Linked DNA regions of Homo sapiens: region 1 is linked to region 2. Evidence: chromatin loops called from intact Hi-C (ENCODE). Cell type or tissue: ascending aorta. All regions are shown on one strand. Links, peaks and the distances in the headings refer to the core of each region. The heading gives the core; the rest is flanking DNA. Region 1 holds the start of LOC124902147 (a long non-coding RNA gene). Region 2 overlaps UNC13B (unc-13 homolog B).

Region 1 (10,547 bases), core at 868-8,867, 230 kb after region 2:
CTTGAACCAGGGAGGTGGAAGTTGCACTGTGCCGAGATCGTGCCACTGCACTCAGCCTGGGCGACAGAGCGAGACTCCATCTCAAAAAAAAAAAAAAATCCTAATTCTAGTTTGGAGATCCGTTCTGAAGGATCCTTTATATTGCTTTTTCTCCCAACATTAATCTCAATTCCGTTTGTCTGTGTGCATTTGCATGAGGAACTGAACTGTTGCTTTCATAGGTATATCAGAGACTGAGTTTTCTCAGCTCCAAAAAGAAAGGGCATTTGCCCCTCCCAACTGAAAGGTGCCCCTGAGTGACTGGGGACCTTGTGGGAGTGTCTGAAAGGTTGACCCCGAACGATGTGCAGTGGTCCTGCAGGGAAATCCCCAACAAAAATTAATTTAGGCCAGGTGCGGTCACACACACATAATCCTAGCATTTCAGGAGGCCGAGGCAGGCAGATCACTTGAGGTCATGAGTTCAAGACCAAGCCTGACAAACATAGCAAAACCGCATCTCTACTAATAATACAAAAATTAGCCAGGTGTAGTGGTGCGTGCCTGTAACCCCAGTTGCTTAGGAGACTGAGACGTAAGAATTGCCCGAACCCAGAAAGTGGAGGTTGCAGTGAACCAAGATTATGCCACTGCACTCCAGCCGGGGCAACAGAGTAAGACCTTGTCTCAAAAAAATATATATATATATATTTAATTTAAAAACTGGCTCATCCAGGAAACACATTGAAGGGCTGATCACCCAGTGTTGTGAGCCCTCTCAGAAGTCATAAACCTCTGGAGAGAGAAACTGAGACATGTAAGAGGGTGGAAACCATTCAGTGGTGGCACATTGTGGAGTCCTGCCCACAAGCAGCACGTGATGATCCACCACACAGAAACTCTAAGCCACAGCTCAGTTTCTCCTTTTAAGAAAAAAAGAAGTGGAAAACAAATAATCTAAGAATGAGAAGAAAACAAGGAGAATGACCCTCTTTTGAGCACTCTGTAGGTTTTATGGCACCTCTACTGCCAAAGTTTATGTAAAATGGAAAAAATATGGTCTTTGTGCACATTTACATTAAGAAAAAAGAGCCCTAAGGTCGACCTACTAATTATAGAGTTCCTAAGACCTCTTTTCTCTATTCTTTTCTGCCTGCTCTAAATCTGCCATTATTTTCTGTTAAGATAAAAACCACAGTTTAGATCCAACAAGTTCTTTTTGCAAACCGGTAAATTTGAATTTATCTCATAGCTAAAAGTTCTGAAGTAAAAGCTATAGGATGTGTGTGTGTGTGTATTTAAAAGGCTTTTATAATTTCTATAATTTTATGTTTAATTGGCCATTAAATCTGTTTCAATTTCCGTCTAGCACACCAGACTTTTTCTCTCCACACTTTATAATGTAAATTTTGCTGTTTGGAGTTCACCTGAGTTGTTTTCTTTAATATGCAAATTTAAGGCTATTTAGCTGACAACTGCCTAGGGTTGTGAAACAGGTTATCAAGAATCTGAAAGTAGCGGGGAGGGAGGAGGGGAAAAAAAGAATCTGAAAGCCTAAGGAAAAAAAACGTTTTTTATGAATCTATAAGAGGTACCTCTAGGCCAGGTGCAGTGGTTCACGCCTGTAATCCCAACACTCTGGGAGGCCGAGGTGGGCAGATCACCTAAGGTCAAGAGTTCGAGACCAGCCTGGACAACATGGTGAAACCTGTCTCTACTAAAAATACAAAAATAGCCAGGCGTGGTGGCACATGCCTGTAGTCCCAGCTACTCGGGAGGCCGAAGCAGAAGTATCACTTGAACCCAGCGGGTAGAAGTTGCAGTGAGCTGAGATCATGCCATTGCACTCCAGCCTGGGTGACAAGAGAAAAACTCTGTCTCAAAAAAAAAAAAAAAAAGATGTACCTCTATCAGCATGCCTAATGTGTCTATGTATTTATGTGTTGTGTACACAATGTTTCACTACTGAAAATATATAAAAGAGCTCTAATTAATTGGCGTAAGAAAATAAAAGTGCTTAAATCAAACACTTATTCAGGAAAAAATAAAATAGTCAAATGCTTTTTCAAGTTTACATAACTTAAGTAAAATCTTTACTAATGTTGATGAAAAAAATCAAACTCTGTAAAATATTTGAAGAGATTTATTCTAAGCCAAATATGAGTAACCATGGCCCATGACACAGCCCTCAGGAGGTCTTGAGAACATGAGCCCCAGGTAGTTGGGGTGCAGCTTGGTTTTATAAATTTTTGGGAGGCATGAGACATCAATCAAATACATTTAAGAAATACATTGGTTTGGTCCAGAAAGACGGAACAACTCAAAGGGGGGCTTCCAGACTATAGGTAAATTTAAACATTTTCTGGTTGAAAATTGGTTGAGTTTGTCTAAAGACCAGGGATCATAGAAAGGAAATATTTAGGTTAAGAAAAAACACTGTGGAGACCAAGGTTCTTTTGAAGTCTTATAGTGGCTGCCCTTAGAGAAAATAGATGACAAATATTTCCAATTCAGATCTTCAAAGGGTGCTAGACTTTTAGTTAATCTCTTTAGGATTGAGAGGGCCTGAAAGAAAAAGATTTAGCTATGTTAATAGAGATTCTTTATATATGCACATTTTACCCCACAAAGGACAGCTTTGCAGGCCATTTCAATAGATGGCAAAGAAACATGATTTAAGGTAAAATATTTTGTTTTGCTTCCTTGTCTCATAATGTTATGCCACAGTCAGGTTGGAAAGTAAGTCACAATATATAGGGTTAAGTAAAAACCATCTAATAATTTATTATTTGTAGCGCATGACTCCCCAGACCCCTTACACAGGAATTTGAGCAAGATATAAAATCAGAATTTAGTCCTCACTGAGCTAGGTTTAAAATTATTGTTACATTAATGTTAGAAATGTCTTAGGAATTGCCAGCATACATTTTTGTTTGTGTCAGGCCTCTGAGCCCAAGCCTGCACCTATACATCCAGAAGACCTGAGGAAGCTGAAGAACCACGAAAGAAGTGAAAATGGCCAGTTCCTGCCTTAACTGATGACATTAACTTGTGAAATTCCTTCTCCTGGACAATGAGTCTCAAAAGCTCCCCCACTGAGCACCTTGTGACCCCCACCCCTGCCCGCAAGAGGACAACCCCCTTTGACTGTAATTTTCCACTACCTACCCAAATCCTATAAAATTGCCCCAACCCTAACTCCCTTTGCTAACTCTCTTTTCCGACTCACCCCGCCTGCACCCAGGTGATTAAAAAGCTTTATTGCTCACACAAAGCCTGTTTGGTGGTCTCTTCACACGGACGCACTTGACATTTGGTGCCGAAGACCCAGGACAGGGAGACTCCTTCGGAAGACAGGTCCCCTGTCCTCACCATCACTCCATGAGGAGATCCACCTAAGACCTCGGGTCCTCAGACCAGCTCAAGGAATACCTTACCAACTTCAAATCGGGTAAGCGGTCTTTTCACTCTCTTCTCTAGCCTCTCTTGCTACCCTTCAATCTCCCTGTCCTTCCAATTCCAGTTCATTTTCCTCTCTAGTAGAGACAAAGGAGACACATTTTATCTGTGGACCCAAAACACCAGCGCTGGTCACGGACTTGAGAAAACAGACTTCCCTTGGTGTTTGATCATTGTGGGGATGCCTGCCCTGATCATTCACCCACATTCCATTGGTGTCTGATCACCGTGGGGACGCCTGCCTTGGTCATTCACCTACATTCCCTTAGTGGCAAGTCAATTGCAGGGATGCCTGCTTTGGCTGCTCATCCACATTGTAGTCCAGGGCTGCTCACCACCCCCCTACTTCTCCGTGTCTCTACCTTTCTATGGGCAACATTCCGCCCTCCATTCCCCCTTCTCCCTTAGCCTGTGTTCTCAAGAACTTAAAACCTCTTCAATTCGCACCTGACCTAAAAACCTAAATGCCTTATTTTCTTCTGCAATACCACTTTGCCCCAATACAAACTCAACAATGGTTCTAAATGGCCAGAAAACAGCACTTTCGATTTCTCCATCCTACAAGATCTAGATAGTTTTTGTTGTAAAATTAGGCAAATGGTCTGAGGTGCCTGACATCCAGGCATTCTTTTACACATCGGTCCCTCCCTAGTCTCTGCTCCCAGTGCGACTCATCCCAAATCTTTCTTTCTCTCCTGTCTGTTCCTTCAGTCTCCACCCCAAGCTAAGTCCTTTAAATCCTCTTCTACGGACCCATCTGACCTCTCCCCTCCTCTCCCCTCCTCCCAGGTGGCTCCTCGCCAGGCTGAGCCAGGTCCCAATTCTTCTTCAGCCTCTGTTCCCTGACCCTATAATCCTTCTATCACCTCCCCTTCTGACGCCCAGTCCAGCTCACAGTTTTGTTCCGCGACTAGCCCTCCCCGACCTGCCCAACAATTTCCTCTTAGAGGGGTGGCTGGAGCTGAAGTCATAGTCAAGGTTAATGCTCCTTTTTCTTAGCTGACCTCTCCCAAATCAGTTAGCATTTAGGCTGTTTTTCATCAGATATAAAAACCCAGCCCAGTTCATGGCCCGTTTGGCAAAATCCCTTAGACGCTTTATTGCCCTAGACCCAGAGGGTCCAGAAGGCCGTCTTATTCTCAATATGCATTTTATTACCCCATCCACTCCCGACATTAGAAAAAGCTCCAAAAATTATATTCCGGCCCTCAAACCCCACAACAGAACTTAATTAACCTTGCCTTCAAGGTGTACAATGATAGAAAAGAGTTGCAATTACTTGCCTCCACTGTGAGAGAAACCCCAGCCACATCTCCAGCACACAAGAACTTCAAAATGCCTAAACTGCAGAGGCCAGGCCTTACTATAGGACCTCTTCCCTCAGGATCTTGCTTCAAGTGTCGGAAATCTGGCCACGGGGCCAAGGAATGCCCACAGCCCGGGATTCCTCCTAAGCCGTGTCCCATCTGTATGAGACCCCATTGGAAATCGGACTGTCCAACTTGCCCGGCAGCCACTCCCACAGCCCCTGGAACTCTGGCCCAAGGCTTTCTGACTGACTCCTTCCTAGATCTTCTTAGCCTAGCGGCTGAAGACTGAAACTGCCCAATTGCCTCATAAGCCTCCTGGACCATCACAGACACTTTGGGTAACTCTTACAGTGGAGGGTAACTCTGTCCACTTCTTAATCAATACAGAGGCTACCCACTCCACATTACCTTCTTTTCAAGGGGCTGTTTCCCTTGCCTCCATAACTGTTGCAGGTATTGACGGCCAGGCTTCTAAACCTCTTAAAACTCCCCAACTCTGGTGCCAACTTGGACAATATTCTTTCATGCACTCTTTAGTTATCCCCACCTGCCCAGCTCCCTTATTAGGTTGAGACGTTTTAACTAAATTATCTGCTTCCCTGACTATTCCTAGGCTACAGCCATACCTCATTGCTGCCCTTTTCCCCAGTTCAAAGCCTCTTTTGCTTTCACTTGGACTGACCCTGACACCCATCAGACTCAGCAACTTACCTGGGCTGTACTGTGCAAGGCTTCATTGACAGCCCCCATTACTTCAGTCAAGCCATTTCTCATGATATGCTTTCTTTCCATCCATCTGCTTCTCACCTTATTGAACATTATGACAACCTTCTACGTTATAGCCCCTCCTACACATCTTCCAAACAGGACACTCTCTTGCTCTTCCAACATCTGTTCACGAAAGGACATCGCACATTCCCCTCCAAAGCCCAAATTTCTTCCTCATTCCTTACCTGTCTTGACATAATTCTTCATAAAAACACATGTGTTCTCCCTGCTGATCGTGTCCAGCTAATCTCCCAAACTCCAACCCCTTCTACAAAGCAACAACTCCTTTCCTTCCTAGGCATGGTTAGGTACTTTCGCCTTTGGATACCTAGTTTTACCATCTTGACTAAACCATTATATAAACTCACAAAAGAAAACCTAGCTGACCCCATAGATCCTAAATCCTTTCCCCACTACTCTTTCCATTCCTTAAAAACAGCCCTAGAAGCTACTCCCACACTAGCTCTCCCTAACTCATCCCAACACTTTTTCATTACACACAGCCGAAGTGCAGGGCTGTGTAGTTGGAATTCTTTTTTTTTTTTTTTTTTTTTTTGAGACAGAGTCTCAGTGTCTCACAGGGTGGTGTGCAATGGCACAATCTTGGCTCACTGCAAGCTCCACCCCCTGGGTTTATGCCATTCTCCTGCCTCAGCCTCCCAAGTAGCTGGGACTACAGGCGCCCGCCACCACACCCAGCTAATTTTTTTTTTTTTTTTTGTATTTTTAGTGGAGACAGGGTTTCACCATGTTCACCAGGATGGTCTCGATCTCCTGACTTCGTGATCCACCTGCCTCGGCCTTCCAAAGTACTGGGATTACATGCGTGAGCCACCACACCTGGCCACGGTTGGAATTCTTACACAAGGACCGGCACCGCGCCCTGTAGCTCCTCTATCACTCCCAACTATTCTTCTTCTGAAAACCTGCTCTACCAGATTTCATAATTTTTATTTTACTCTGTGGAAAGTTCATTCTTCCTGCCTCACAAGCCCAGTCTATTCTCTCTTCCCTTCATGACCATTTCCATGTAGGATATAAGCTTCTGGCTCACCTCCTACAGCCCCTCATTTCCTTCCCATCATGGAAATCCATCCTTAAAACCATCACTTCTCAATGCTCTGCCTGCCATGCCACCAGCCCCTAAGATTTTCTCAGGCCTCCTCCTTTTCCTACACATCAGGCTCGTGGATTTACTCCAACACAAGATTGGCAGGTTGACTTTACTCATATGCCCTGTGTTCGTTGGACAGCCAGCCTGATCTCTCCTCTTCCTCCTAGAAGTTGCAAGTACTCTCCCCTACTTCCTTTAAACACACTTGCATTTCTGAAGAACAGTAATAACCCTTATGAGCCTAATACATCCCTTCATTCTATTAGGTCTATTCATCCTTACCCTACTTTTTGCAACAGGGCTTTAGGCAGTCACCCCCACTACTTGGACTGTACCCCAAAAACTTGTCATCCCTACTATCTTCTATCTAGTCATACTCCTATTCACCATTCTCAACTACTCATAAATGCCCTGCTCTTGTTTACACTGCTGGTTTACACTGTTTCTCCAAGCCATCACAGCTGATATCTCCTGGTGCTATCCCCAAACCACCACTCTTGACTCCCTCTTGGAGTTGTTAGATGATCTTTGCTGGCAGGGCACCCTCCAATACTTTCACCCTGATGAAGTTCTATTCTTTACTTTTATACTCACTCTTATTCTCATTCCCATTCTTATGCCACCCTTTACCTCTCCCCAGCTATCTCCACCACACTATCAATCTCACTGTCTCTCTCCTAGCCATTTCTAATCCTTCTTTAACAAACAATTGCTGGCTTTGCATTTCTCTTTCCTCTAAAACCACTGAGGCCTCGACTTACTCACTGCTGAAAAAGGGGGACTTTTCATATTTCTAAATGAAGAATGTTGTTTTTACCTAAATCAATCTGGCCTAGTACCTGACAACATAAAAAAAAAAAAAAACCCTCAAGGATAGAGCCCAAAACTCACCAACCAAGCAAATAATCACGCTGAACCCCCTTGGGCACTCTCTAATTGGATGTCCTGGGTCCTCCCAATTGTTAGTCCTTTAATACCTGTTTTTCTCCTTCTCTTATTTGGACCTTGTGTCTTCCGTTTAATTTCTCAATTCATACCAAACCACATCCAGGCCATCACCAATCATTCTATACGACAAATGCTGATTCTAACAACCCCATGATATCACCCCTTACCCCAAAATCTTTCTTCAGTTTAATTTCTCCTACTCTAGGTTCCTACACCGCCCATAATCCCACTCAAAGCAGCCCTGAGAAACATCGCCCATTTTCCCTCCATACCACTCCCAAAAATTTTCACCACCCTAACACTTCACCACTGTTTTGTTTTGTTTTACTTATTAATATAAAAAGACAGGATTGTCAGGCCTCTGAGCCCAAGCCTGCACCTGTACATCCAGATGGACTGAGGAAACTGCAGAACCACAAAAGAAGTGAAAATGGCCAGTTCCTGACTTAACTGATGACATTACCTTGTGAAATTCCTTCTCCTGGACAATGAGTCTCAGAAGTTCCCCACTGAGCACCTTGTGACCCCCACCCCTGCCCGCAAGAGAACAACCCCCTTTGAGTGTAATTTTCCACTACCTACCCAACTCCTATAAAACTGCCCCACCCCTAACTCCCTTTGCTGTCTCTTTTTCTGACTCAGCCCACCTGCACCCAGGTGATTAAACAGTTTTTTTGCTCACACAAAGCCTGTCTGGTGATCTCTTCACACTGACACACTTGACAGTTTGCATTTATTAATCAAGGAATTTCAGACTTATCCCTGCCAAATACTGTAAGGTGTCAAAATTTGGCATAGGGTTTACAAAACTATAAACCTAGCCCAAAATGGAATAATCTTTGCTTCTGTGGCAAGGCACGGTGGCTCACACCTGCAATCACAGCACTTGGGGAGGCTGAGGTAGGTGGATCACCTGAGGTCAGGAGTTTGAGACTGGCCTGGCCAGTATAGCAAAACTCCATCTCTACTCAAAATACAAAAATTAGCCAGGCTTGGTAGCAGGTGCCTGTAATCCCAGCTACTTGGGAAGCTGAGGTAGGAGAATCTCTTGAACCCAGGAGGCAGATATTGCAGTCAGTTGAGATTGAGACTGAGCAGTGCTCGTAGAGCTGGAGCCCTGGCTCTGCAGCTGTGGTTTGGGCAGCTGCAGCAGACCAGGGAGCTCCCATCCCAACTCAGAAGGTCAGGACTTCCACCGGCTCCATGGAGTGTGTAGCCCCAGCCGTGCTTCCCTGCTGCAGCCAGCATGATGGCAGCAGCCACTGCCATCATTCCCCCCTCTGAAGAGGTATATCTAACTGCTGTTAGTATAGGGATGATGGCCACTGTTAACTGCTTCATGCTGAGAAGGGAAGTTGTTTTGGGAAAATGACAGTTTTCTCTCTCAGAGGCCTATCTAAGGGTCCCCAGTACAAAGGAGCCAATGTCCGAGTCTCCATTTTTATGACCATTTGGAGTTTGACGACCCATCCCTTGTTTCTTCTGAGCTGCAGTCTGAGGTCACTGGTTGGTTCACCCTACAATTGTTAAAAGCTACAAATAGCTCAAAAGAAAAACTTCCTTGATTATGAAAAACAGAACATAAGAATCAGCAGTGTTCCAAGCAAAAAGCAAAAGTCAAAAAAGATTAGTCTTCCATTAGTACAGTTCACCCAGTCAACTCCCGATCACAATCTCCAAAGTTACCAGAAACCTGCACTCAAGGGTTATAATCCACCCTTTAAAGAGGATCACACAAAACAATTGTCTATGACTGTCAAAATATCCTGGGTAATTACAGTCAAAAAACACAATTGACAAAAAAAAATTGGTCATCTCTGTGATTTATAATAATCTAACACAATAACCCTAATTATGATTGATAACACAAACTGAGACATCAGAACTCTAGAAATCCCATACAATAATGGAACATGCATTAACATTTTTCACTAAAATATAACCTGAAGATCAACCACCACCTTATTTCAACAATCCTATGTAACTAAACATGTCAAATAATCCTGTTTACCTCTCCTCTGGATGCTCCAGGAGCCCTCTGTTGCATCCAAAAGTCAGGGGTTAGGAGAGACAATTTTGAAGCTATAAAGGCTTAAAACACTTAATAGAAGTTTGGGTTGCCATAAGTCATCCATTTAAATGACTCAATTATTTTTTTAAAGCAAAAATCTTCACTCATCAAGTGTGAAGATGTAGTTTTCCAAACAATCTGTCCCTTGTCCTTCCCCTATTTTTTCGATAGTTTATTCATGAGGCAAACAGAAATCTTTTTCAAGAGAGAGAAAGCCAAATTTCAAATTTCACCCTTGCAATACTCTACTTTTTTTTTTTTTTTTTTTTTGAGATGGGGTCTCGCTCCATCACCAGGCTAGAGTGCAATGGCCTGATCTCGGCTCACTGCAACCTCCACCTCCCAGGTTCAAGCAATTCTCCTACCTCAGCCTCCCTAGTAGCTGGGACTACAGGCACTTGCCACCATGCCCAGCTAATTTTTGTATTTTTAGTAGAGAGGGGTTTCACCATGTTGTCCAGGATGGTCTCAATCTCTTGACCTCCCGATCCACCTGCCTTGGCCTCCCAAAGTGCTGGAATTACAGCCATGAGCCACTGTGCCTGGCCTACAAATTTTTGTTAAAGAGCATGTCAGTGAGTCTTCACTGTTCTGCGTCCTCTGCTCCTAGAGGCCCATCCTCTGTGGCCCTGTGACCTGCAGGTATTGGGAGATCCACAGCTGAGACGCTAGGACCCCCTGGAAGCCTAGAAATGGGAGTGTTGACATTTAGGGATGTGGCCATAGAATTCTCTCTGGAGGAGTGGCATTGTCTGGACACTGCACAGCAGAATTTATATAGGAATGTGATGTTAGAGAACTACAGAAACCTGGTCTTCCTGGGTATTGCTGCCTCTAAGCCAGACCTGATCACCTGTCTGGAGCAAGGAAAAGAACCTTGGAATGTGAAGAGACATGA
Region 2 (10,547 bases), core at 1,171-9,170:
GAGAGGTAGAGACTCTCCAGGCAGAGGCTGGAAAGCAGGCGCAGGCTAAATAAGCTGGAGGAGAAAGGGCAAGTGGGGGTGGGCTATAAGAAGGCCCACTTCATTCACAGTGGACAGACACATACACACATGGTCTCTGGATCCCCTGGGGCTCCTATGGCAGTCCCAGTCCCAGAAGTCTCTCACTCCAGGGAAGCTGGCTCAATCTGGCCAGGGACCCCCATTATGTTTCCACACCTGTCTCCAGAAACAGTTACCCAGACAGATACAAGGGACAGAGGGACAGATGGATGGACAGGAAGAAGAGGTGGCACTGCAAACATACAGAGACAGGAAAGAAAGAGGTTGTTAGACAGATGGACAGACCAACCACCAACAGACAGGGCCAAAGAGGGTGATACTCACTGGTTCAGAACAGGTGTGTAGGAATTCTTATCTTCCTCTATGATTGACACGATGAGTGTGATGAGCTTGGGCCAGAAATCCAGGTTCCGAATGCTGGGCCCTTGTTCCTCTGGAGGTAGCTCCTGCTTCTTGATCCAGAGGACACAGTGAGAGAGAGGGAGAAAGAGTCAGAGTAGAATGTAGAGGGTGTCTCCAACGATCCTCTTTCTCTTCCCCTTCCTATACCTCTTCCTCTAGAATCAAGGACCTTTCCTCTCCTAGAGCCTGTCTTCCACAAGACTATCCCTGTTCTGTAAGAGTGACTATTGTGAGATCCCTGAACACAGGGAGCCTATCGCTGAGAAGTTCTCTCTGATAAACTTGGTCAGTCCAAGAGACATAAGGATGCCCATCCTCCTTCCTTCTCTCAGTTGCTATGGGCAGAGTAACTCGCTGGCTAAAGGAAACAGCCCCTCCAGCCTTACTAAATAGGTCTACTTCTATGCGGCCCCTACAGGCAGGCAGCCCTCCTCTTCTGGTGGTATTCCTCTACTGACAGCACACCACGACCACACACATACACATCTCAGCTCTGAGAAGCTCTTTCAACTTCTGCAGGAGCTACTGAACAGATCTGGTGCGCATTTCAGCCTTTCAGTGGAGTAGGACTTCCCTTGATCCCCTGAAGTTATTAGGGGGAAGAACTGCATCTAGGAAGCTATCTGCCTAACTAGATAAGATAGGGCCTTACTTGGGAAGAGGCAAGGGAATACAATGGTGACTTTCAGGTAAAGAGAAATCACTCTATATTCACAGCCCAGAAAAGTGAAGTAGGAGTCACCACAGGGAGGGTGGAACACACATTATCTCCCACTAAGTCAAAGGTGAAGGTGGAGCTGCCCAGAAGGACAGGAACAGGGCCTTTATGTGGGATGTCATATGTCACTGGAAAGCTTCCACAGTCCTTAATAAGCCTGCATTATCAAGAAGTTCCTAGAAACCAGGACAGAATCTTTAATATAACTTAAATACATCTCTTCCTTTTATTTTTCTGTCACTGTCCTGGCTCAGGCTCTTATCATTCAAGGATTTCTGAACTGGTCTTTGATCTTCAATCCAATCCCTCCTCCTTGCAGCTATCGTGATCTTTCTACAAAGAAAATCTCAATGTGTTACTCCTCTGCTTAAAGCCCTTCAACGGCGTTCAATACAGTTTAAATTCCTTAGTTTACACCTTCCAGAATATGACTCTCAACCTCATACCTTACAACTCTTTTTGTTCCAGCTATTACCACACCACCACCACTTATTTACTGCTTATTATGTGCCGCACACTCTGCTAAGACCTTTACACACATTATCCTATCTAATCCTCACAACAACTCCATTTAGTAGAAATTATTATCACCTTCATTTACAGATGAGGAGAGTGAAGGGCAGCAAGGTTACATGACTTGTCCAAAGTCATGCAGTTTTAAAGAGCAGAACTAAGATTTGATCCCAGATAGCTGAATCCCACAGCTGGATGCCGTAAGTACCCTAAATTGCTATACTTCTTTATCTTATTTTTATTTTGTCTTTTTTTTTGAGACGGAGTCTCACTCTGTCGCCCAGGCTGGAGTGCAGCAGCACGATCTCAGCTCACTGCAACCTCTGCCTCCTGGGTTCAAGCAATTCTCCTGCCTCAACTTCCCAAGTAGCTGGGATTCCAAGCACCCACCATCATGCCTGCCTAATTTTTGTATTTTTAGTAGAGACAGGGTTTCACCATATTGGCCAGGCTAGTTTCAAACTCCTGACCTCAAGTGATCCACCCGCCCCGGCTTCCCAAAGTGTTAGGATTACAGGCTTGAGCCATTGCGCCCGGCCTGCTTATATTTCTTTAAATTAACAAGCTCATACATAATTCTGTGCCTCCAAGCATTCTATTCTCTCTGTGGTATGCCCCTTCCCTCCAGCCCCTTTCTTTAGTTAATTCCTACTCCTTCCTCAAAATTCAGATTGAACTTTGCCTCTTCTGAGAGATTTTCCTGACATCCTTGGTCTGGGCTCCCACAGCACCCTCTGTGAACCTTTGGTGTAGATGTATCAGAAAACTACAACTACAATAAAACATAGTAACAACAAAATAACAACAACAAAAAAACAATAAATGTAGTAATTTGCCCTGACCTCCACTAAACCATGAGATCCCCAAAGGCTGAAATGTCTCTTACTCAACTTTATGTCTCTAATGCTCTGTTAAGTAAATGAATGGACGAATAAACCAATGACTGAAGGTCAACAGATGGAAATTTTAAAAGACATCAAGAGTTTATGCCAGTGTAAATATGGAATAAGGAAAAAATGAAATTGAGAGAAAGTAAAAAGCAGATACTAAAATACAAAGGCTAAAGAGTATCCCTGAATAGTTTATGAGAACAGTGTCTTTCCTCAACCAGAGACTTCATAGACAGATGACAGAGGAGCCTAGAATGTATCAAGTAAAACAAAGGCCTCAGGAAAACCTCCCATGGATTTCAGAATCAACAGGAGGCTTTAGAAACCTTAAAAGGAAGAAGCCTTAAATACATGGCTGGCACAGAAAGTACACTTGGGAATGAGAAGAGGCAGTAGGAACAAGATCTTAGTCTTTATGAGGGTGTTCCTAGGAAGCTTTACAAATTGGATGTAGTTACTTAAAGATAAATGTCCAAGACATTTAGGTTGTCCTGCCATCATTGGTTGTCCAAATCCCACTGCCTTTTAAGGTCTATCTCAAATGTTCCTTGTTTTATGTAGCTTTTCCTGGTATCTGATCAAGAGTGCGAAAAGACTCTTCCTCCTTGGAATTCCTTTAATCTTATCCCTTTTTCAAGGCCCTTCAAACAGACTCTTTTGATTAGAGTTATATATATGTTTATGAGACTGCAAACTTACTGAAGGAGCACTGTGCTCTCCTCAGACCTGGCCTAGAACAAACATTCAATATTTGTTGGACTGAAGGGAATCCACTCTGCAAATGTATGGTCAGCAAGAAACTCCTAAGATTGGAACTGTAATTGAGTAATTGGAGCTAGAAGTAAGTTCTGGCTTTCAAATAAGTTGGGAGCATGGATCGGGGACACTATTAGAAGGATCTGGGAAAATGTACTAAGTCACCAGGTACTGACTTAGGGTGCCAGGCTAAAACAGGTGAAGTAGCTCAGCCTCACAGAAGGATAGGGTCAGTCTTGATAGCCAGTGGATGAATACAACCCAGAAGAACCACACATTTCAGAGAGAAGTAATTAGAGGGAAAAGTAAAGCTTCCAGGAGCCAGCAGCTCAGAGACCACTTCAGATCTCAGAGGAAGGAAGCCCAGAACTTACAAGAGTCTGCAAGAGTCAGAATAAAGTTAAACTTGAGGGAGAAAAAAAGACTCTGGGATGGACTGAGAATTCCCCTACTCAACCCCTGAACTGTGCATGAATTTAGGTTTACTTTCTTCAACATCATTATTGTTGCCATTTCTGTTCAATTCAGGTATGTCTCATCTTGCCCAGGGGTCTCTTTCCATCCACATATCTCACATGGTCCACATGGTTCATACTCCACAACTCACTCACCCTTGAGAACATCAAGTACTTTGTCCTGAGTGCTTTTCCACCACCATCATGAAGGAAAACTGAGGCTCCAAAGAGCCACTGACAGCTGGCCCCACCTGATCCTGAACCTCTTACCAGCTGGTACTGGCGGCTGTATAAGTCGTGGCAGTTGTTGAAGATATATTCATATGTGGAGTTCAAACAGGCCTTCACACAATCCTTTACCACCTGGCTGGCTCTTGGAGGGCTTTGCAGTTCTTGTACCTGCCAATTAAAAGAAGAAATATGGGCCCAAGGACCTGCTCACCTGGGTGGGATATTCTCCTAGCACTACCCCAAACCTACTCTAGATTCTTTCATCCCTGTCTGGGTCCCTAGACTTTTCCCTGTGATGAAATTGCCAGGATAGTTGACAGGGAAAACTTCCACCCCATCCTCATGGATCCATAGTCTATGTGCTCTCTCAGAAGTAACCCAGGGAACAGGTACACAGAAATGTAAGCTTAGAGGTGATGAATCCTGTAGCCTCAGACTCTGCCCAATGATTCTCATTCTTCACGTTCCTGTAGCCAGGTCTCCAGCCCAGCACCACCCAAGCCCCAGTCCATTTCTTACCTTCATTCTGAAGAAAGTAATGCTGGTCAGCAAATCCACTGTGGATTTTAAGTCCTGAAGCCGTTCAGGACTCCCAGCAGGGAAATTATTCTGTTGCAAATCAAGCAAATGTAAGAAAGGAACAGAGGACTATGAAAACCTTCCCTGCCAAAAGTGATGATATCAAAAGCTTCCCTAATTGTTACCTACTGGGTTTTTCTCTAGTTGAGCTGGCCAAAAACACTGTAAAGTTACAGGTCTCCTTCTCTTTTTTCTATTGATGCAAACAGGCTCTTGCCAAAAGCAGGGGTTAATACTCCCCACCCTAGAAAGTGACACATCCTCCTCCAGCCCTACTTCCCATGCAATGTATAAGCACTTGTACAAAGGAACACACAGGCACACACAAACTTACACACATGCTTTTTTCTTGGATGAAGATTCTTACACACCAACAGTGAGTTCTTCGAAAATTACAATCTAACTGTATATCCTGGAATATAAGTGGAGCCACACTACAGACCAAACTGAGGTCCAGGACCTGTACTTTTTGTACAATAGAACCCAGCTCTTCTACTGTTCTGCAGCCAGCAGATGGCAGATCTCTGAGCAGAACTGCTTTTGGAGTGAGTTCCTTAGGAATTTCCAGCCATCCTTACTTCATTCACTTTGGCACGAGTCTTAGGAGGGAGCTGCTATGAAGAGCTGAAGGGAGATGCTGAGCCTGTCTTCACATTAATGGTCAGTTTTTAAACCTTCAAATGGCTACTTATATGCCAAATATAAGATATACAGTCAGCTGTCCATTATTTGTGCAAATGGAGGGCACTTGAGTGCAGACAATTAAAACCTCATTTCTTTTTGACTTTAAGGTTGTTTTTATACTTACTTTTTAATGTGCATATATTGCCTGTTCTGAAAATTCACACACTTTAAAGCAAGTAATGAAGCCATTTCTAAGATCTAACATAGGAGGAACTAAGAAACTGCCCATTTCCTTATCCTGTCCCGTCCCAGTAACCATCCTCCTACTATACCTATTTCCTCCCTTTATACTAGGAATGGACATGCTCTCTGATACAGATTACTTGCAAAAGCCAAGCTACTCTCTGTCCCCTAGCCAGATTCTCACACCTCCGCTGGAAAACGAGGAGAGTATGGAAAAATGCAAAAAAGAAATGTAATTAGGTATCTAATTTTTTAAAAGGATACTCCTGGAAGAGATTATCCTCAGGAAACTCCCTAATGAGAATGTCACCAGAGAGTTTAGTAGAGTGTTAAGAATGAGGTTGGAAAGACAACTGTCTATAAAAACTAACCATACCTGCTGCTATTTATACACCACATGGTCCCTGGAGTTAAAAGAACCACAGGTGTCAGTAGCATTGGCCATTTGGGTGGATGTGATGACACAGACCAGTTTTCCCTGGCCTCAATCTTTATAGCCAAGATTGGCCTACAGTCTCTCTGGGACCGTGCTTGATATCTATTATCCTGCCCACAGCCGTGTCTTCACTCACCCTGTATGTAGAGAGGTCGATCCTCAGTGAGTTGTGTAGCTGGTCCAGCAGTTTTACAAATCTCTCTTTCTGAGGGTGAGAAACAAATAAAGGGGAAGAAAAAGAGAACCTGTGTCTGAGTCCCCTAAACTATAACAGAAACAGAACCACCCCTGGATGAGTAGAAAGAGTCGGGAGGCATTGGGTTGGAGACACATCCCTGCCCATGGGAAGAACAACAAACAGTGTAACGGAAAAAATGAGATAGAAAGTCCCTGTTCTATCTCTTTGCAGCTCTGTCCCAATCTGGGAAATCTCACACTGACAAGGAAAAAGCCAAGTCCCTGGGGGGAGAAATGGCTCCTTCTATATGAGAGTCAATAGGGCATGACCAGTGCATCTCTATACCTTTGGGACTGTAACTTATCTTAGTTAGATAAGAAGAAACTCCAAACACATTCTCTCTTGAGTCTGAGGTCTCCTGACTTATCTCGGGGTAGTGCATAACAGTTATACAGCCACAGCCTAGCAGTGATGATAGGAGGGAGAATCTGATGCATATGAAAGATAACAGGACAGGCAGGAAGGGGTCTCTCTTTAAACCACATTCCACACACATTTCCCATAGTGTATACTTTTTAAATGTTAAAATATCTAACATATACTATTTTAATAGCTGATTTTCATAGAAAAAGTATAATTAAACGTGGAATCATATGCCTGCAGGATGTTGGCATCCCACTCCTAGAACTCATATATTGATTATATGAGTAGATGTTGATTAAGTCAATACATAATGAGATGAGGCAAAATGGAACAAATATTTGACTGGCTTAATAAGTTACACATCTACAGAAAGGCTCTATCAACAACAAAAAATTCATTAGTACAAAAAAGTCAGATTTCATAGACTCAGTGAATTGGGGTGATATCAGTAACTTTATGCCCAAAATGGTAATTTTTGTGTTGGGTCAGAATTATTTTATCTAGTTTATACTGAATTAATGTCAGGTGACATTCTGAGTAATGACTCAACTTCTCAGGTACCTTAACCCAGGAAGGGCACACCCTGGATAGGGAAAACAGTCTGGACACTAGAAAAGGAACAGGTTCAAGTGCACACTGGCATCATTGCTTAGACATCAGTCTCATATCAACTCAAGTAATATGAATCCATCACAGACAGACTGAACAAGATTTTTAAAAATCCATTTGTGGACCTGCAAGACTGAAGAATATGGAAGACTATCGTAATTCAACCAAGTTGTTGGCCCAGAGGGGTTCTGGCCAAGCCCAGGTGGTACCACCCCCAACCACCTTCTCTTCTTTATCTGTGTGTGAGGAGAGGCTATTAGTATAGTCCGCATACCCATAAGGAAACAGGAAACAAGATTCATCTATCAAAATGGTAGCTATCTGAATTTTAAGCACATCAAGTAACTCTATAGGACCAGCCAAGAAAAATCAAACTTGGCTGGGCACGGTGGCTCAAGCCTGTAATCCCAGCCCTTTGGGAGGCCGAGGTGAGTGGATCACCTGAGGTCAGGAGTTCCAGACCAGCCTGGCCAACATGGCAAAACCCCCATCTCTACTAAAAGCACAAAAATTATCCGGGCGTGGTGGCGGGTGCCTGTAATCCCAGCTACTCAGGAGGCTGAGAAAGGAGAATCGCTTGAACCCAGGAGGTAGAAGTTGCAGTGAGCCGAGACCACGCCACTGTACTCCAGCCTGGGCAACAGAGCGAGACTCTGTCTCAAAAAAAAAAAAAAAAAATCAAACTTTATTAATTGGTAACAAATGCAGACATATGTGTTTACATGATACTTACCCCAAAGTTGGAGGCTGCAAAGCGATCAGATGCAGAGACATTGGTAGAGGCAGTTGTGTGGGCATAGTAGGCGTTGATGTTGGCCAGTAAGGTGCTCATCACTGCTGGCACACCAGGACACATGTACTTGGATGATAAACATGCAAAGTGCCTGAAAAACACAGCACCCGCAGCCTCAAAGACTCTTCAGGGCTTGCAGCAAAAGCCAAGCAGGAACTCTAAAAGTTTATGGGATAAATGAAGCACAGCCAGGGCAATTGCTGCCCTCTCTTGCCTAGGGCTACTTTCTGCACACAGCTCTAGGGGCAGCCTCACTGACAGAAAGGCTACCCTGCTTCTCATAGCAATCTGGAATTCCCATTCAAGGAGTCCTGGTCAACTCCATACACAGCTGCTTTCCCTGCAGTTTAGTGTTCTCTTTGAACCCCCAGGCCAGTCTAGGCCAGACCGGTTGTCACAAACACATGTACACGAGCACACATACCCTGTCTGCTCAGGCCTGTGATGTCTAGGCAGGTTGTCCTTGCATACTCTCACATGCCTCTTTCCCTGCAGAGTTCCCTCAACTCTGAGGCAGACAGAAATACCTTTTCTGTGAGTTACAACATTCTTTTTCTACATATACCCTTCTTGTCTTGGGGCATAGACCCATCTCACCCAGCTCAGAGAGGAAAGTAAAGGAATCACTGCATGCTACCTCACTAAGGACCTGCCCACCATGTCAGTGTGCCTTAATTAGCCACCCCAGTGATTAGTAGCCACTTCCCGGTGCCGCAGCAGAGACTCACGTCATGGCCTGATATATGGACTCAATGCCATAACGCATGGCAAATTCATCCACAATTTCTTGGGCTGTCTCATCAAAGTACACCTTCCAGGCATCGTCTCCTCGAGCTTCAGGGATGCGGACTCCTCCACTGCCCTGAATGTCTGTGAGGTAATGGAAAAGATTCTGCAGGAGACAGAGCAGAGAAAGGGAATGGGTTAAACACATATGAAAGACAAAAACAAACTTGGTGGTAAAGCCCAGAAGAATGTGCACAAGGTCCCACAGAAATTCTGTCCTTCCAGTCATTGCTCAGTTCCTCCTGTGGCCCCAGTAGGCTGTTCTCACATTAGTGGAAGAGAATGCAGTCTGAGTTCAGTCACTCGGACTCTCCAGGGTAACAGAGTGAATCAAGGATAAAATTTAAAATGGGCCTCGGATTCCAACCACCTAGCAATCCTACTTATGGCCAAAGGCCTCTCCCAGCACTGCTTTCTGATCCCCCACCTACCAAGGGCTGGCTCACCTCATGGAGACATGTATACTGCACGTGGTATGGGGCTACTTTCTCCTCCCCCTTGATCTCCACACTGATTTGTAGTCGGATAGCCCCTGAGACGGCTGATTTGTCTGTCCTCTTCTCTAGGAAGGAAAGAAGACTGGAGATTGACACCAATGCAACTAGACAGCATAGATAGTTCCATTCTGGCTTAACCCAAGGAAGAGAAGGGGCCAACCCAAGGAAAAGAAGGGGCCAACCCAAGGACTCACCAAATAGGGTGAATCACTCCAGTGACCACATATTCCACAAGTACCCTTGAACTAGCTGGGTAGGAGAACAGGAGTGTGGAGGGGGGACAAAAGCACTAGTATGAAGATTAAAGGGCCTTCTGAAACCTAGAGAACATTCAGCCAGAGTGACTCACAGCCACTGCCACTCCTCTGTCCCCCATCCCTCCCCACAGTCAGTTCTTTGCAGGTGAGACAGGCTCTGTATAGAGGTATGCTTTGGGGACAGATGGTGGTTTTGGTAGAAGGACTATTCCCAGGTCCCCTTCATGCTTTCCCTTCCAAGCAACTTTCTCGGGTCCAGTTTCCTCACCCAAGTTGTACCAGACGTCCATCTCGCCACTTAGGGTCCGAACCTCAATGATGGTTTGGCCAAGGAAATCATCAGACTCTCGCTTTAGGCGTTGCTTTACTCTTGACTTGATGTCATCATCCTCATCCCATACACGCACCTTAATGCGGTCAGAGGAGTTGTGGCACTCACTGTGAGAGAATTAGGCAGGCTCTGTTAGGGGCAGACCCAGTAGCGCCAAATCCTGTTACTTCCTATTCCCTCCCAAAAGCTCCGACAGCTGCACTTGAGGCCCTGAAAGAGGAGAAGTCAGAGGACAGCAGTACAAAAGTTCCAAGAAAGTTGGGCTATCCTAGCAAATGACTCTTCATTCCTCGGCCTGGGTGGCTCTATCTACCACTGTACAGTTCTTATTGTCCTAGAACAAAGGGCAAGGGGTGGAGGGAAGAGTAATTCAGGTCAATTCTGACTTCCTATACAGCTAGCTGTATCAGCAACACCAAGAGGAAAATAGCTAGACATGCCACGGAGCTCCAGGAAGCAACTGCTAGCTCCATCCTCAGAGCCCAGGACATGAAGTCAGTAAAGGTGCTAGACATGTTCATGGTAGGCCCATAGGGTTATAACTGTTTGGCTTTCTATCTAACTCTCTCATCTGCCTAACTATGTGCTTGGTGAACTTCTATATTAGCCTATCATATCCCATTGAATTGTCATCTCGTCTATCGGGTTTGCTTTGGAGAAAGGAGTTTTCCCAGGTCTTGTCTCAAGCTCTCCTCTCCAACAGTTGCTTTCTGGGATCTGTTGTTTCACCCAAAAGTTGTAACTG

The links. Hi-C counts contacts between places; a loop is a spot of excess contacts. Peaks named below come from ENCODE experiments on the same cell type or tissue, not always from the same donor. Only the 100,000 strongest peaks of a DNase experiment are listed, where the experiment ranks them.
Region 1: it touches region 2 in a loop (1.9-fold over the local background); 2 of 110 quality-filtered maps call a loop at or near these places.

The regions. Positions count from the first base shown.
Region 1 is chr9:35,148,979-35,159,525 of GRCh38, reverse strand. LOC124902147 (a long non-coding RNA gene) reads left to right here and starts at 3,092. Exons shown (of 2, transcript XR_007061469.1): 1 at 3,092-3,430; 2 at 7,927-8,265. It also overlaps the pseudogene LOC730110. RefSeq lists an enhancer at 1,158-1,711. In ascending aorta, for the core only: no CTCF peak of the experiment used is centred there; no DNase peak of the experiment used is centred there.
Region 2 is chr9:35,379,832-35,390,378 of GRCh38, reverse strand. UNC13B (unc-13 homolog B) reads right to left here. Exons shown (of 40, transcript NM_001371189.2): 18 at 9,740-9,909; 19 at 9,164-9,279; 20 at 8,660-8,823; 21 at 7,872-8,022; 22 at 6,065-6,133; 23 at 4,566-4,655; 24 at 4,086-4,214; 25 at 406-533. Among named protein-coding and RNA genes, the nearest start is that of RUSC2, 110 kb to the left of the region's middle. In ascending aorta, for the core only: a CTCF peak has its summit at 5,087 (motif pointing right); no DNase peak of the experiment used is centred there.